Regions from separate parts of the Homo sapiens genome. Here region 2 is linked to region 1. Evidence: read pairs that join two places in POLR2A ChIA-PET (ENCODE). Cell type or tissue: PC-9. All regions are shown on one strand.

Region 1 (8,000 bases):
TGAAAAACTATTTTGAGATTGTAGGCTAAGGAAACTTAGTAATTTCACAAGAAAAATAGATCTGTAACTTCTCCCACCAGACCGTAAAGTCCATAAACTTATTTGTATTTGAAGTCACCATATTCAGCATTTTCAGGCATGTAGGAGACATGTTTGTTGAAAAAAAATTTTTTTATTTGCTCAGTGATGTTTTTCCTATCTGTTATTCTTCTAGCCTTTTCTTTTATTGAACTAAGAAGCAACTGGTTTTTTAATTAAGTATAGTACCTTGAAAAGCCGTTTGAATGAAATGTCATTCTTTTTTGTTTGTTCGAGATGGAGTTTGCTCTTGTTGCCCAGGCCGGAGTGCAATGGCGCGGTCTTTGCTCACTGCAACCTCCACCTCCTGGATTCAAGCGATTCTCCTGCCTCAGCCTCCTGAATAGCTGGGATTACAGGTGCCCGCCACCATACCTGGCTAATTTTTTGTATTTTTAGTAGAGATGAGGTTTCACTATGTTGGCCAGGCTGGTCTCGAACTCCTGACCTCAGGTGATCCACCCGCCTCGGCCTCCCAAGGTGCTGGGATTACAGGCATGAGCCACCGCACCTGGCCTGAAATGTCATTTATAACCTTACTCTGAATTTTTAGAGTTACATACTTATACCTGTTACTAAAAGGAATCAACCGGGAGCAGTAGGTACTCCTATTGGAAATAGAATGGACTTACTCCTATGATCTTTAGTTGTAGATACTCACAATTCTTTTTTCTTTCCTGTTGTAAATGAAAGGTGAGAATAAGTTAGCAAAAAAATCAATTTTATTTGCTGATCAAGCTTTCAGCCTGCCATGAGGGAGGGGCTGTCTGTGCCTATTCTAGTCATATGTTCCTATATGTCTGATAATGGGGGCCCGTAGAAGAGAGAGTCTTGGTCTAGCACTGACTAAAAGGTTATCTAAAAATAGTGCCATACTGGGACTTGGCTGTCCAGACCTCTGGAAGAGGGACTATACTCTAATTATAATCCTGTTATTAAAAATTTTAAGATTTCTATATAGAAACCAGTATTTAAAAGGAAGAGGAGATGTTTCAGGTACCCCTGGAATAACTGCTATCTCAGGTGGTAGTGGTGCAGAGAGACCTGTGAGGAAGGTTCAAGGAAAAGCTATAGAGGTATAAATGGTTGAAAAGGAGAGGCGATAGTAGACAGGAATATCTGGGGCTGAAAATACATTTAAGGAAGAGAATATTTTTGTTCTTCAGGATAGGGTGAAGAAAACGACTAATGCTCTGATATATTATAGTTTGCTGTAACTTTTAGGTTATAAGTTGCAGTTTAAGTGTGTGAATTCAGATTCTATCTAGGATTTTATTATTATGAAACCACTGCTAAATAGTTACACCATTTTTACTGGAATTTTGAACCAACATCAGTATCCAAGTTGTTATTACTAAATAAAACTTTGCGAGGCCTTAACGTTACTTGGTGATATTCTCAACATTGGAAATGGCATTCATAAATAATAGCTAGCTAACATTTATGGAACATTTACTATGTGCCAGGCACTGTTTTAAGCATTTTTTATTGACCCCCATTCAGATGAGGAAATTCATTGTGCTTGAAGGCACAGAAATAGAAATTCACATAGTATACTCATGTACTTTCTTTGGACTGGCTTTAGTCAAATGAAAGAGAAAAAAGAGAAGGACTCAGGGGATAGTGTTTTTTTTTTTTTTTGAGAATTAGCCATCTGTCAGGGTTAATTTTTAAAATCAGTCTGTATGTGAGCTGAATGAGTTTGCTCATATGTGATAATGGTTTATTTGTTTTAGCAGTTCCAAATTCCAATCACTTGGGGCCTTGTTTAAAAATTATCTTGCAAAGAAATTATCACCATCTCTCACTTTGCATACCCATAATGTAATATATGTTATTGAGGGGTGGAGAGCATATGCTCTGGTACCTGCTCAGAGATCTTTTTAAAAATACAATTAAGAACATGTGTCTGGGTGCAGTGGCTCGCCCCTGTAATACCAGCACTTTGGGAGGTGAGGCGGGAGGATTGCTTGATCTCAGGAGTTTGAGCCCAGCCTGGGCAACATAGTGAGACTTCATCTCTACTAAAAATAAAAAAAAATTAGCCAGGCATGGTGGTGTGCCCCTGTAGTCCCAGCTACTCCCAGCTACTCAGGAGGCTGAGGGAGGAGGATTGCTTGAGCCTGGGAGATTGAGACTACAGTGAGCTGTGATTACGCCACTACGCTCCAGCCTGGGTGACAGAGCAAGACTCTGTCTCAAAACAAAAAACAAACAAACAAAACCCCATGTTTAGGTAAATACAGTGATTCTACATTAGAGTACATATTGTTGAATTTTTTTTTTGGTCTAACAGTGTTGATGATTATGTATCCAAACTGTAGATAAACACAGATGATTTTCTTTTTCTTTTTGCCAGAACAAGGTCTTGCTCTGTGCCCAGGTTTGAGTGCAGTAGCACAGTTGTAACTCACTGCAACCTTGAACTCCTGGGCTCAAGAGATTTTCCCAAGTAGCTGGGATTACAGGTGTGTGCTACCAGGCCCAGCTAATTTTTTGTGTTATTCTTGTTGTTTGTTTTTTTTTGGTAGAGATGAGGTTTGCCTATGTTGCCTAGGCTGGTCTTGAACTCATGGCCTCAAGTGATCCTCCTGCCTTGGCCTCCCAGAGTGATGGGATTATAGGTGTGAACCAACCATTCCCTGTCCCCAGATAGTTTTCTAAATTAATCCTCTCCCTTTATTCTCTGCAGATTGCCTTGCCTCTTTTATTGAGAATGAAACTAACATGGCTTCCTTCCTCCTTTTATTCTCAAAAATCTCCGTGACTTCACCTCTCATCCTTTTCTCCTACTTATATAGGATATCCTTTAAAGGATAAAGCTTCTGTGTTGAACGGATCCTATTGCCTCCTGTTTCTGGGACCTTTCCAACTTTTTCTCCCCTGTGTATCCTAACCCCCTGCATAGTTCCATCCCTTCTGCATACAGAGTCCTCTTCAGTTCCTCCCTTTTGAAGCCATAGCTGCTGTCTTTGCAGTATCCTTTGCATCTTCCCATTCTTTGTATTTCAACTATTACTTCCCTGGTGTATTGAAGATGGGCAACTGAATCTCTCCTTAAACTTGTGATACATTTTTGAAAAAAGATAGATAAAAGATGCAGATAAAATTAGGAAGTTCTGAACACCACATGTGTTGTGGAGTAGGGAGATGGAACATAGGAAGCAGCTTGGGGAAAACGCAACAATGAGATGTTATGAAAAGGGAGCTTACTGCTAGAACAATGGAGCACAGAGAGTTGAGGTAAAAGTGAAGAGCCCAGACCTAATAAGAAAGGGTTATAGAAAGTGTTTCAATAATTTGGAGAATTATTAGATAAACTGATGGTTTTAAAAATAGTGCCCCTGAGATGGAACTGGAAGCTCAGGAGAAGATATTAGTGTGATAATAAAGGGAAAGGCAAACTGACATTTTCTCAGGGAGCCTTGGAAAAATGTGAGAGAGGTAGGGCAACAGAGGGTTTTTTGTTTTTTTTTTTAATCAGCGCATCCATAGGGTAGGATTAATGAGATAGGTAGAAATTGATTCTGAGATTAATGGATTTATTATTTCATTCAAGATAATCTCACATGAATGATGGAAATGTGGTTTTCAATATATAAAAGAATGGTACACATTAATTCATTAATCTCAACTTTTCTTAATTTAGTAGCTCTTGTTACTATGGATAATCTGGGAATTCTGTCTTTTAAGCAATTTAAAATATAACTGGTATGCATTTGTATTTTCTTCCCAGAGTAGAATCATTGGATTTTTTAGATATGAATGAGAGGATTCACCTTTTTATAACAGCATCCTAAGAAAGTCACTATGTGCTATTTGAGTATTAACTATTTAGTACTACCCCTGATTATCGATTATGTAATAAGACAAGATCATATATAAATGTACCTTTTGATTCTGTAAGAATGTAGTTGTCTAGAATTTTTATATTTGGATTTTAATTAACTTTTGGTTAGTAAAGTTGAGAAATATTTAGTAAAGAATCATGGTTACTAAATATTATTCATTGTTTAGTAATATTTATTTGAGTAGATAATTTATGTCATGACCAGTTTAAGGCCCTGGGAATGCAGGGATGAATAAGCCTTCATGGAGCTTATATTTTAGTGGGGAAGATAAGAAATGAGCTAATCTGTCATGTGAAGAAGTGGTAAGTGCTATGAAAAAATATAACACAGAATAAGGGGAGAGACTGTGACGGGGTGGGAGCTATTTAGATAGATTAGTCAGAAAAGGCTGTTCCTGTGAGGAAGAAAATCTTGCAAAACTTATTTCAGGTAACAGTAAACGCAAAGACAGGAAAGACAGAGTCAGGACCTAACTCAGTAAGAACCGGTTTGGTATGTTGGAGGAAAAGCAAGAATGCTGGTCTGACAAGAGCTGTGAGGACAAAGTGGAGAGTAACAAGAGATGAGGGTGAAGAGGTAGGCAGGGGCCAGAGCATATTGCACCATAATGCCCATGGATTTTGAGTATAATTGAAGATCGTGTGACAAGATCTAATTTACATTTTACAAAGTTTATTCCACCTACTGACTGGCAAACTGGCTTTAGAAAAGGCAAGGTCTGAAGCACTGAACTATTTAGGAAGCTTTTGCAGTGATCTAGGCCTATGGTTTCCAATGTTCAGGAACAAACTGTTAAAACTATTATATTAACTATTTATATTGCTTTATTTAAAAAAATTAAGCTTTACTAATATTTAATATACAGATTGGCACTGGCATCCTTGTCTTATCTGCACGTTAGTCACATGTCATTTAACATTTTTGGCTTGAGCAACTGGTGAATGTTGGTGCCATTTACTGGAATGAGAAGACTGAGGGAGGAGCAGGGTTTGTTTTGAGGTGAGAGTGAGTTGGGGAATCAGTATCTCAGTTTTGAGCATTTTAGGTTTGTGAAATCTAAATACCTACTAGAAATCTAATATCAGGTAGATGGTTTAGATATATGAATCTGGAGCCAAGGTTAGAAGCCAAGATTAGAGATCTAAATTTGGAAATCATTAGTATAGAGACAGTATACACCAGCTTTGGAGCCAAACTGTGAATGCAAATTTCAGTTCTGCCACTTACTAACTGTGTAATTATAGGCAAGTTACTTGACATCTGTCTGCATCATTTATCTCATCTGTAAAATGGGGGTAATAATGTCTACCTCATAGGGTTATTGTGAGGATTAAATTAGTTATTACAAACAAAGTGATTAGAACAGTGTGGCCGAGGGTACTCACTAGATGTTAACTGTTAGGATCAGTTTTTGAATAGTGTTTAAGCCATGAGATTAGGGCCGGGTGCGATTGCTCACTTCTGTAATCCCAGCATTTTGGGAGGCCGAGGCAGGTGGATCGCTTGAGCCCAGGAGTTCGAGAGCAGCCTGGCAAACATGGTGAAACCCCGTCTCTACTAAAAATACAAAAATTAGCCAGGTGTGGTGGCGTGTGCCTGTAGTCCCAGCTACTCAGGAGGCTGAGGCAGGAGAATCACTTGAACCTGGGAGGCAGATGTTGCAGTGAGCCAAGATTGCGCCACTGCACTCCAGCCTGGGTGACAGAGCAAGAGTCTGTCTCCAAAAAATAAAGACCATGAGATTAGATAACTTAGAGAATGAGTTTAGATAGGGAAAAGGGCCAAGGAGGGACCCCTGAAGCAATATAACCTTTAGAATTCAGAAACTGGGTTGGGTGCGGTGGCTTTCGCCTGTAATACTAGCACTTTAGGAGGCTGAGGCGGGCAGATCACCTGAGGTCAGGAGTTTGTGACCAGCCTGGCTAATATGGTGAAAAACCCTGTCTCTACTAAAAATACAAAAATCAGCTGGGTGTTGTGGCAGGCGCCTGTAATCTCAGCTACTCAGGAGGCTGAGGCAGGAGAATTGCTTGAACCTGGGAGGCGGAGGTTGCGGTGAGCCGAGATTGTACCATTGCACTCCAGCCTGGGCTACAGAGCGGGACTCCATCTCAAATAATAATAATAATAATAATTCAGAAACTGGAGAGAGGAGATTGAGGAGTGAAGTAGGAATCAAACCTGAAGGGTATGTTGGCTAGAAGCCTGCCTAGTGAAGAAAATATTTCAACTTAGACAAATTCTGCTTGAGAGGCTAAGATGAGCACCAAGAATTGACCAACTGGGTTTGTCAAGATGGAAGTTTTTGGAGACCTTGAGAAGTAGTTTTATTAGAGTGGTGGGGATGAAAGCCTGATTAGCATAGCTGAAGGACAGAATTGGATGTACGAAATTGGAGGCACTGAGTATAGATGGCACATTAGAGGAGTTTTGCTGCAAAGAGGGATAGAGAAAATGGTGTGGTAGCTAGAAGAAAATGTGTGGGGTCAAGGAAAGTTAGGGGTGTGTATGTGTGTTGATTTAAAGATGGAAAATAGTATAGTAAGTTTGCATGCTGATGAGAATGACCCAGTGGAAAGAAAAAACTGATCATATTTGAGATGTGGAAAATATCATGGGAAATTGCAGCAGCCATGACCTTGAGTAGGTAAAATGAAGGTGCATAAGGGGAGAAGTTGATTTTAAAACATTGGCAGAGACTTTTCATCCATTGATGAAGGTAGAGAATATTAATGGAGGTACAGATAGACTGGTAGATGTCGTTGTGGGAAAATGTAGTTTTTTCTGATTGCTTTAATTTTTATGGAAAAGTAGGGTAGGATCATCAGTTGAGAGTCAGAATTGGGAGGGGGTTTATAAAATTTGAGAGAGAGGAGGTGGTGTGATATAGGCATCTTGGAAGATAGGAAAATGAGTTGACTAGGGAAGATCTAGCAGGTGGATTTGTCAAGGAGGTCAGAAGGCTAGCTTGACATTTGTGGTCATTTGTTTAAAGTGATTCCAGCTGGCTAAGGAGGGCAGGGTGGTCTTGAGATGACATATGGTGAGAAATTGATAGGAACAATGCCTTTTCTGCTTCTATTTGAAACATCTTTAGTCCTGTGACTGGTAGTATTGCTCTCAGAACATTTCTGTGGTATAGGCAGGCAGCAACAGAGGAATTAATAAAAATGAATAGACCAAAAAATAATGATTTCATTTTTGCCCATGTTCAGTGTTTATATCATGTTTTATGTAGTGAATGAGTTCCTCCAAAAGTTTATGTTGCCATCTGTCCTTGGATATGCCTATTTTACACAAATGATACCAAGCAAGCCCTAGGACACTTTCAATAAATTATACTTGGTTGCTGAGTTATGTAAAGAAAGCAAAATGCTGTAGTGGAGAAGCTCCATACATTTTCTTGATAGACATGAAAGCCTCACCAAAATTTTCCCTAGGACCCGTGGTTTTCATCAATCTAGAGTTATCATTCATGTTGATATTATACTTTTATGTTGATTACCGAGAAATTCAAAGTCTGGTTTTCTTTTCTTACAGGTGCTGGAGAATCTGGTAAAAGCACCATTGTGAAACAGATGAAGTAAGTTGGAATGTAGCGTTTTGTTAGACTAGGATTTCTCCTAATGCATATAAAGTCCATAGTATCTTTTCATTTTAGGTCCATGGTATTGACTTGTGGTTTTCTTTGTTTTAAAGAATCATTCATGAGGATGGCTATTCAGAGGATGAATGTAAACAATATAAAGTAGTTGTCTACAGCAATACTATACAGTCCATCATTGCAATCATAAGAGCCATGGGACGGCTAAAGATTGACTTTGGGGAAGCTGCCAGGGCAGTAAGTGTTTCTCATTTCCTCTTCACTTGCTCTTATTCAGCAGATACAGTTAAGTTAAGCAAAATTTTTGCTTCATGTTTTAGGGAAATGAATTTAAGCAACAAGATAAAATGTAGCAAAGTACTTTGTGCTCACTTGAGAAATGTTAGCAATCTACTTTAGCAGGTGTTAGATATAACCACCCCAAGAGGAGCCTAGGAAATGGGATTCTGTGGGTGCACGGTAGGTTT
Region 2 (8,000 bases), 910 kb after region 1:
TATTGAACTGATCTGTGCTTCGGTTCCCTTAAAATGAGACAGATAGTACCTCATTTACAGGATTGTGGTGGTGTGTGGCTGGGAAGAAGTGATTTTATACATGTAAAGGGCTTAGGATGCTGCCTGGTCAGTGGCCATGCTTGCCAACATTCATTGTTATGTGATCAAGCTTGATGCTTTGCTGAGGGGGCAGCTGGATCTCTCCTCACCACTTCCCAAATTAGCTTGAAATGTTAGTGGCAGGAGCATCATGAAACTGATGTCTAGTCCTCTAGTTGGGAGCATCAAAGAGGGTCCAGACTAGGGGGAGGAGGATCTCCCAGGGGTCATCTCATCTCTCACTCTGTATCTAAGTCAGCATCTCAGTGTTACCTTGATCAGTGCAGCACCTGTCAGCTGAGTTTCCCGGCTAGATCTGCCTAGGGATGTGCTAGATGCTCCCCAGGACTAGCCCCATTATATCCCTTCTAGCCAGCTGTTCTGAAATTTATACCTGGGGTTTGTTTTAATTAGGTATGGTAGGACATGCAGACATGGACATGATTGTCATGAAGGAAGAAGTTTATACTTACAGACCCCTAGACATAGGAGGCATGTAGGGCCACATTGGGAAGCACTGGGGTCAGTCAGGAGGTGGAGGTTGGGGGGGAGTTGTCTGGGGTGGTCAAGGGAAAGGAAATTGTGACATAGAGCCTTTATTGCATTATTACATGAAGGAATGGGTGACACAGGGTAGGTATTCTGAGTAAGCTTAGAATTGTATAGTTTGAGTAATTTCAGCGGACTCTGGGCTGGAGGAGTGGTATTTGACCCTGGGGTGGTTTAGGGCAGGGAGAAAATTGGCTTGCTTTTTGAGAGTTTGATAAAGGAGAGGGTTGGGGGTGTGGGCTGTGGGTGGGTTGGTTCGTATATCAAAGACAGGCTCACAGGGGAGTCTTTCGCCATGCCTAGGAATTAGCTAGTCCTGTGAGGGCAGTCTCTCAAGGATCAAGGCCCCAGATGCCAGAGCATCAAGAATATGGAAAATCAGAGAACATGATCAATATACCAGCTCATCCCTGGATGAAGCTCCCTGCCTTTCCTCATACAGGCGAGTGCTCTACTCTCCCTTCCCCAGTAGCACTGGTCCGTAAGCCAAGGAAAGGACTCATGCATTGAATTATACTTAGTTGCCTACACGTCTGTGTGTTCCACTGGACTACAAGCTCCCTGAGGGCAGGGAGAGGAGCTTACTCACCTCTACATGCTCAGTGCTTGGCACAAGGGCCAGGTGACCTCATTGGCAGAGGAGGAGGTGTTGCTGTGGTGGGCCACAGGCCACTGACTGTCCATATGTGGGTCACGTGGGCACTTACTCCCTGATTTCAGCCACTGGAGACCTCTTTTGGGAAGGAAGTCCCATGGCCTCATTTGCTTACTTCTGTATATAGCTGTTGAGTGAATGGGAGGATGAATTTAACATTTACTGAGTGCTTATTTTAGGTCAGGCATTGTTCTAGGTGTTTAGAGTTACAGAGAAAATTCAGACAAAATTCCTGCCCTAGAGTTCTTAGTCCAGAGGGAGGCTGATGTGTAAGCCATCACTGAGCAGTGAGATAAGCACTCTGAGAACATCCCAGACCGAGGAGCAAACTGCGCTGGTGGTGGAGTGGGTGGTTACTGCAGACAATGTGGGTGGGCTCAACAGAACCTGATTGTCTGCTTCCACTATACAGACAAAAAAGTGCAATCCTCAATTTTCCGGCCTACCTTGTAGCTGGGAGCTATAAAATGAAGTTCATCAGGCATGAGCGGTCTGCTGGTACTGCTTCTTCCCGCTTCCCCTTCTTCTTGCTTTGGGATGGGATGCGATGTTTGCTGCTGTAACAGCCATTTGCAGCCATAAGGAAAAGGCCAAATGAATTGCAGTGGTGTCCATTGAACCAATTCTGTATTTTTCTGGACTTCTTGTTTTGTGAGAAAAATAAACTGCTATTTAAACCACTGTAGTCAGATTTTCAATTACTTGCAGCCAAACCCATTCCTAATTGATCTCATAGGAGATATAAGAAAAGGCTTCACACAGGACATATCATTTTCTAAAATTATTTCTTTATTTATTTACAACAGAGATGGGGTCTCATTATATTTCTCAGGCTGGTCTTGAACTCCTGGGCTCAAGTGATCCTCCTGCCTCAGTCTCTCAAATTGTTGGGATTACAGATGTGAGCCACTGAGCCCATGCCCAGCCCATAGGACATATCTTTTGAGCAGAATCTTGAAGAAGATGGGTAGGCAGAAAATAGAGAGAAGGGCATTTGGGCAGAGGTATAGCATAGGTAAAAGCACAGTGAGGGGAGAAGTTGCATGTCACGTTGAAACACATCAAAAAGTATTAGGTAAGTTTCTCCAAGATGGAGAGAGGTGGGGAGGGTGTTCCAATCTCAATGAAGCACTGAGCAGAGTGTGGAGACAGGATCATGCATGTCATGATTGAGGCATGGTGAGTGTTTGTGCCTGGTTCCTGTTTGGGAAGCTGCAGAGATGAGGCTGGGAAAGTGGATGGGGCCAGACTCCTGGTGGTCAGGAGCTTGGTCTGCAGGTCTCTGCTGGTAAAGGCTCCTGAACTGGGAGTGGCCTGATGAGGTCCTGGTTGACCAGCCTATGGGCTTCTGTCTGCTGGGTGCCGCCCTCCCTGCCCAGAGGCCTGCATGGTAGTTGTGGTAATTGCCTCTTCTCCTTCCTTCTATCCCCCTCTCCCTTCCCATTCAGGAACCAGGAATAGGTTTCACTATTGCTGTTTCTCAGAACTAATAATATGCTCTTCCATGAGCAGGGTGGGGCCCACGCCCCATTCTTTCTCCCAAGAGGACCTGGCAATTCCATCATGCATTGGGCAGAGGTTTCCAGGACTCAGGCCACTTAATGCAGAACAAATAACTGTGCAGGTATGGAGGCTGGGAGTTATTCTCACCTAAATGTTCTGCTGACCTCAGCACGTGGACGGGCCATTACACCACGCACAGTGGCCATTTTGTGGGGAGGAAGAAGAAGGGTGGGGATTTCTACAAATGTGCGGGGCGACGTTTGTTAGGTCTCCACCTCCTGGGGTCTCTTCCACTTGAGCAATTGCTCTCTATTTGTCCTACAGCAAATGCCCCAGGGCCCCTTAGTCTTCTTCAGGCTCTGGGGCTTTTCAAGTGTGGACATGATTCAGTCATCTTTTGCTGAATTGCAGAATTCTAAAAATTCTAAAAAGTGTTTAGAAAAGCCACGATAAGATTTCATCACTGGTTACCTGGTGCTGGAGGGGGATGACTCCCCTTGGTCTAGATTCCTTGAGCCTGGGGACTGACCCACAAAGTGGCTATAACAAATCAGTGCCCAGGGACACCCTGTTTTGTTAGCAGTGGTAGTTATCTGTACAGGTCTGCAGCAACCTCAATTCTTGTCTACCCAGAAAAAAGAATTCAAGTGAGGGGCAAAAGAGCAGAAGGAGAGACCAAGGCAGTTTTAGAGTAGGAGTGAAAGTTTATTAAAAAGCTTTAGTGCCGTAAGGAAAGGAAGGAAAGTACTCTTGGAAGAGGGCCAAACAGGCGACTTGAGACCAAGTGCGTGGCTTGACCTCGTGACTCGGGGTTTTATACATTGGCATACTTCTGGGATCTTGCATTATTTCTCCCGACTCCTGAGATCTTATTGGGAAGCTGCTGATCACCAGTTCCAGGTGTTTTCTATCTACTAGGAGACTGCCTTTTGCTGGTGCTGGCTGTGACCAATTATTACTTTAGAGAGACAGTTAACAACCGCCTGACCATCACCTGATGGTCACCAAACACTCCTGACGTGTGTGTGGAGAGTCTTCTGCTGTACTCATACATGGCTAGCTACCTACTGTAACACCTTGACATAAGCGTCTGATCTCCACTCAGATATGAGCATCAATAAAGATAATTCAAGTCAATTTATTGAGCATCTTCTATGCATTTGCTATGGACACAGAGACTAGGGAGCCCACCATCGGATGGGAGATGGAAGGATCTAATGTGTGACCCCACTGTGAAAAGTACTTCAGGAGGAAGTCCAAAGGGATGATGCCGCATGCTGGAGGGGGCCAGGTGGCAGGGGAGTATAGCCCCTGGGAGTGCATGTGTGACCATCCTGGGCTCAAGTCCTGGGTTGACTGCAAAGCGGTGTGACCTTGAGCAAGTTACTTCTCCATGTCTCATTTTCCTCTTCCAAAGGCTTGAGGCAGAGATACTGAGAGGGTCATGTAAGGATCAAAGATAAGAGTATCAAGTGCTGGCATGTGTTTGGCTTTCTACAAATGTGACTCACAGATGACTACAGTTGTGTGACTCTGAATGACTCAGTTCAATCCCTGGTTCTATTTCCTTATCTGTAAAATGTGAGATTTACAAGCTCATGGTGCTAGTCCAAATCTCAGGTGTGCACAGAGCAGCAGGTCTTTTCGTTTTCTGTAAATCAGTTGAATTTCTGCAGTGTGCCCCCATCTTTCAAGAGCACAGAAAGAGGTGGCTGAGTCTGGCATCCAGGGCCATTGTCCAGGAGAGTTCGCTGCTGAGTCAGGCTGGTGGTGCATCCCTCCCTTCCTCCCCCACTGGCCCTCCTGCCTATCCCTGCCTTCCTCCCTAAGGTTGAGAGGAAAATTAATCTTGGTCATTTTTGTCAATGCCCCATTGTTGTGCTTTGATCCAGGTGACTCTCCAGCATGCCAGGTCTTTCTTGTCCCTGCCCCAGCCCCCGTTGCTTCCATGCCCTGTCTGGGCCAACCTAATCTTCTGGAAGCTGCCTTAGTCATATTCCCCCAGACAGGCCACACAGCCACCCTTCTCTGGGCTTGCCACTTCCCGGGGCTACCACCAGGGAGCAGGGCTCAAGGCCCTGCCACTTGAGGCCTGCCTGTCTCTCTTGCTTCTTCCTTCTGCATCCTCCAGGGAGCCTTGGGTTCTCATATGGGCTTAGGTTTCAGGCAACAGTGCCCTGAAAACACTGCAGGTGACTTCTGTTTCTGCTCTGCACACACCTTTTGTGAGGCAAAGAAAGGCAGAGCAGGCTTTTCCTTTCATGAGATAAAGAGAAAGCAGAAAACAGACTTTCTACATACGTAACACTCTCAGAATATTATTCAGCCCACTAAAAATCTATAATATTTATGGTATATTTACTTAGTGTCAGACACTATGCATTTACTCCTTTAAAAATCTCCATTTCACAGGTGAGCAAACAGAAGTTTAGAATGCTTAACTAAGTTTCCAAGGCACCCAGCTAATAAAAAGTGGAGCTGGAATATAAACTTGGGTCTCTTTGACTCTTTTTAATTCTATCACATGACCTACCCTCCACCCTAAAAGCTTTTTGCAGTTCTTGGCCTGCCGGGATAAGCTCTCCTAATGCTTCATGCCCTCTGGGTCAGGGTTCCTAATAGTGTGTACTTGAATGCTGTTAGACTGACTCCAATCTTGTGAACAAACACAGAGCAACCAGTGCTAAGGGATCTTTGATTCTTGGCTTTGAGAGTCACCTTCCAGTGGAAGAGTTGGCTGAGCCTGATGTCCAGGGTCATTGTTCAGGAGACTTTGTTGCTGGGTTCAGGTTGGATCACTGGTGACACGAGGCAAAGTGGTGCAGCCCTTCTTCCTCCTGATCTTGCTAATCCCAGAGAGCCCTAGCCCTAGATGCGGCAGACAGGGCCCATTGCACATGGATATTACTATCCTGAGGGGTGCCAAGAGGTGGGGAGGAGTGAGCTTGAAGCAGAGCTGCCTCCACACCTGATTTTGTAAACAACTGGGCCCTGTGGTGTAGTGTGCATTGTGTTAGACTAGGAGTCTCAGGATAGTTCCAAGCTCTGTCTTCATTACAGGCCAACCCTTTGACCTCTCTGAGCCTCCATCTCCTTGTCTGCAGGATATCATAAGGATGTCACTTGCTACTTCTCTGGCTGCTTCTCAAAAGTAGTGGCAAGGCCATGCACTCATTCATTTGCTTAACCAAACATTCCTTGAGCACCTACTATGCATTACGCTTGGTGCTGTGTGGCAGGAAGCACTGCTCAGAGGCAGGGCCATCAGCATGGGGCAGGGCGCAGCGCCTGGCAGGGCGGCCACCTCAGGGAAGAAATCAGGAAGCAAGTTGTGCTATTTAGCGTTGACTTTGATTTCTGCTCCCGGCATCTGGGGAGGGTGGGTGCCACAAGACAGCTGGATGTGTTTGTGGCCACTTCCCAGGGCATGAGGAGCGGCAGTGTCCTGGCCTTTTGGGGACCTGGCCTTCGGCTTTGTGAAGGGATGCGGCAGGGTGGGAGGCATTGCCATGGTGGGGATCAGATCTCACCACATTCCTCATTCTGTTACAAAACATCAGTTCTCTTTACTGGCCTTCTGAGGCTCCCTCCTGAGGTTCCCTCCTGAGGCCCCTGCAAATCAAATGTATGCAACTCCAGAGCCTGTCCCTCTCCATGGCACCGGTGTTTCTGCTGCCACCACATGCCAGCCTCTTTGGCTGCTCCTGCCTACCCTTTCTTACATCCCCACCAGGCCTCCTTCTCCACGTGGACATCTGTCCTGCCAGGCATTGGGCAGCTGGCACTCCCACTCTCCCATGGACCTGAAGCCCTTGCCTTCCTATTTTGCCCACCTTACCCTTACACAGTCCTGATTTGCCAGCGTTAGCCTCCCCTGGTCCTTGGAACATGATCTTCTCCACCAGCTTCATGGCCACATCCTTTGTTTTCCTTCTTATCCTGACTCTCTCTCTGGCTACAAGCCTCAGAGAATCTCTGGCCTAGACTCCAGGGGCCTCTACTCAACACATCCCCTGCACATGTGCTTCTGAGGCGCTGTCTCTGTACACTCCAATGGGACTCAGAGGCTGAGTCCTGGCCTAAGCTGTTCCCTACCGTATCACTGCCATATTTCCCTTCTTCTTCTATGTGGGGGCACTTGTCTGCCTTCCTGGTTCAGCCCTGCCCCGTTCTTCCAATGCCAGTGTGATCTGGCATCGATTTACCCCTCCCCTCCTCAGCACCCTTCCACCGTGGAACAGGGCCTATGTCCCTAGGGGTGCATGTGCCTTGGGCCTGCCTTCTCTCTTAGACTGTGCTCTGTAGGAGTGGAGGGCACACCTGCTCTGTGCTCTAAACCCCAAGCTCCACTCACGGGGATGACAGAATGAACAATTCCTCTCTGCCGCAGATGCCACTTTGAGGGAAGACCGAGTACCCCTGCCACTAGAAAATTGGGCTGGGGGCAGATTCATGGATAGGGCAGGCTATCAGCTTCCAGTGGAGTCAGATCACGGGAGGGGAGGCAGATAAGGTTGGAGTGGGATCTGTGGGGAACAGGCCTCTTACAGTGCATAAGGTGGAACATGGAACACATTTCTGGCAGTGCCTCCCCTGTGTTGGCTCGAGAAGTCCCGTCTGCAAGTGGGGAGCAGGTCAGAGAGGCCTATGTTGACATTTCTCAGGCTGAAGACCAGGCATGTATATCCTTCAACTTTGAAGTCCCTGGAATACAGATATTCTGAGACAACACTCAGGATACCTAAGCCCCATGCTGATAAGGGCCACAGATGGCCTCACTCGGTGTGAGTGGTCCTTATCAGCATGGGTCTTAGGTATCCTGAGTGTTGTCTCACTGTATTTGTGGAGTGACCTACAGTCAGGAGCTATCTCTGAAGTCTGGGCTTCCAGCCACAGGACACCTGGCTCCCTCTATAAAGGCTGTGGAGTGGGCTCTGGCTGGAGCAGTGGCCAGTCTGCAGTCCAGGATGAGGGGCCTTGTGGTATTCCTTGCAGTCTTTGCTCTCTCTGAGGTCAATGCCATCACCAGGTGAGTGTCAGAGCCCAGGGGAGGGCAAGGGCATCTCATCGTCCTCTCTGGGAGGTCTGTCCTTGGTCTTCCAGCCATTGGTCCCCCAGGGAGTCTTGGGAGAAGTGCTGCAAGTTCCCAGGGTAACAGCTCCCTGTCAGTCTTGCCTTTGCATGCTGGGACCTT

The links. ChIA-PET counts read pairs that join two places held together with the same protein. Peaks named below come from ENCODE experiments on the same cell type or tissue, not always from the same donor. Only the 100,000 strongest peaks of a DNase experiment are listed, where the experiment ranks them.
Region 2: POLR2A ChIA-PET joins it to region 1 with 7 read pairs; 1 of 35 experiments calls an interaction of 5 or more read pairs at or near these places.

The regions. Positions count from the first base shown.
Region 1 is chr1:109,566,268-109,574,267 of GRCh38, forward strand. GNAI3 (G protein subunit alpha i3) reads left to right here. Exons shown (of 9, transcript NM_006496.4): 2 at 7,470-7,512; 3 at 7,629-7,770. Among named protein-coding and RNA genes, the nearest start is that of GNAI3, 22 kb to the left of the region's middle. In PC-9, no CTCF peak of the experiment used is centred here; a DNase peak (open chromatin) is centred at 4,424; H3K4me3 peaks cover 1,170 bases; H3K27ac peaks cover 3,343 bases.
Region 2 is chr1:110,472,993-110,480,992 of GRCh38, forward strand. It overlaps LOC105378899 (a long non-coding RNA gene), which reads right to left and starts at 654. Exons shown (of 2, transcript XR_947699.2): 1 at 573-654. It overlaps LOC105378898 (a long non-coding RNA gene), which reads left to right and starts at 765. Exons shown (of 2, transcript XR_001738181.1): 1 at 765-802; 2 at 952-1,090. It also overlaps the pseudogene CYMP. RefSeq lists enhancers at 4,296-4,796, 4,797-5,297 and a silencer at 4,755-5,049. In PC-9, CTCF peaks have their summits at 4,920 and 5,125; DNase peaks (open chromatin) are centred at 4,339 and 4,689; H3K27ac peaks cover 2,477 bases.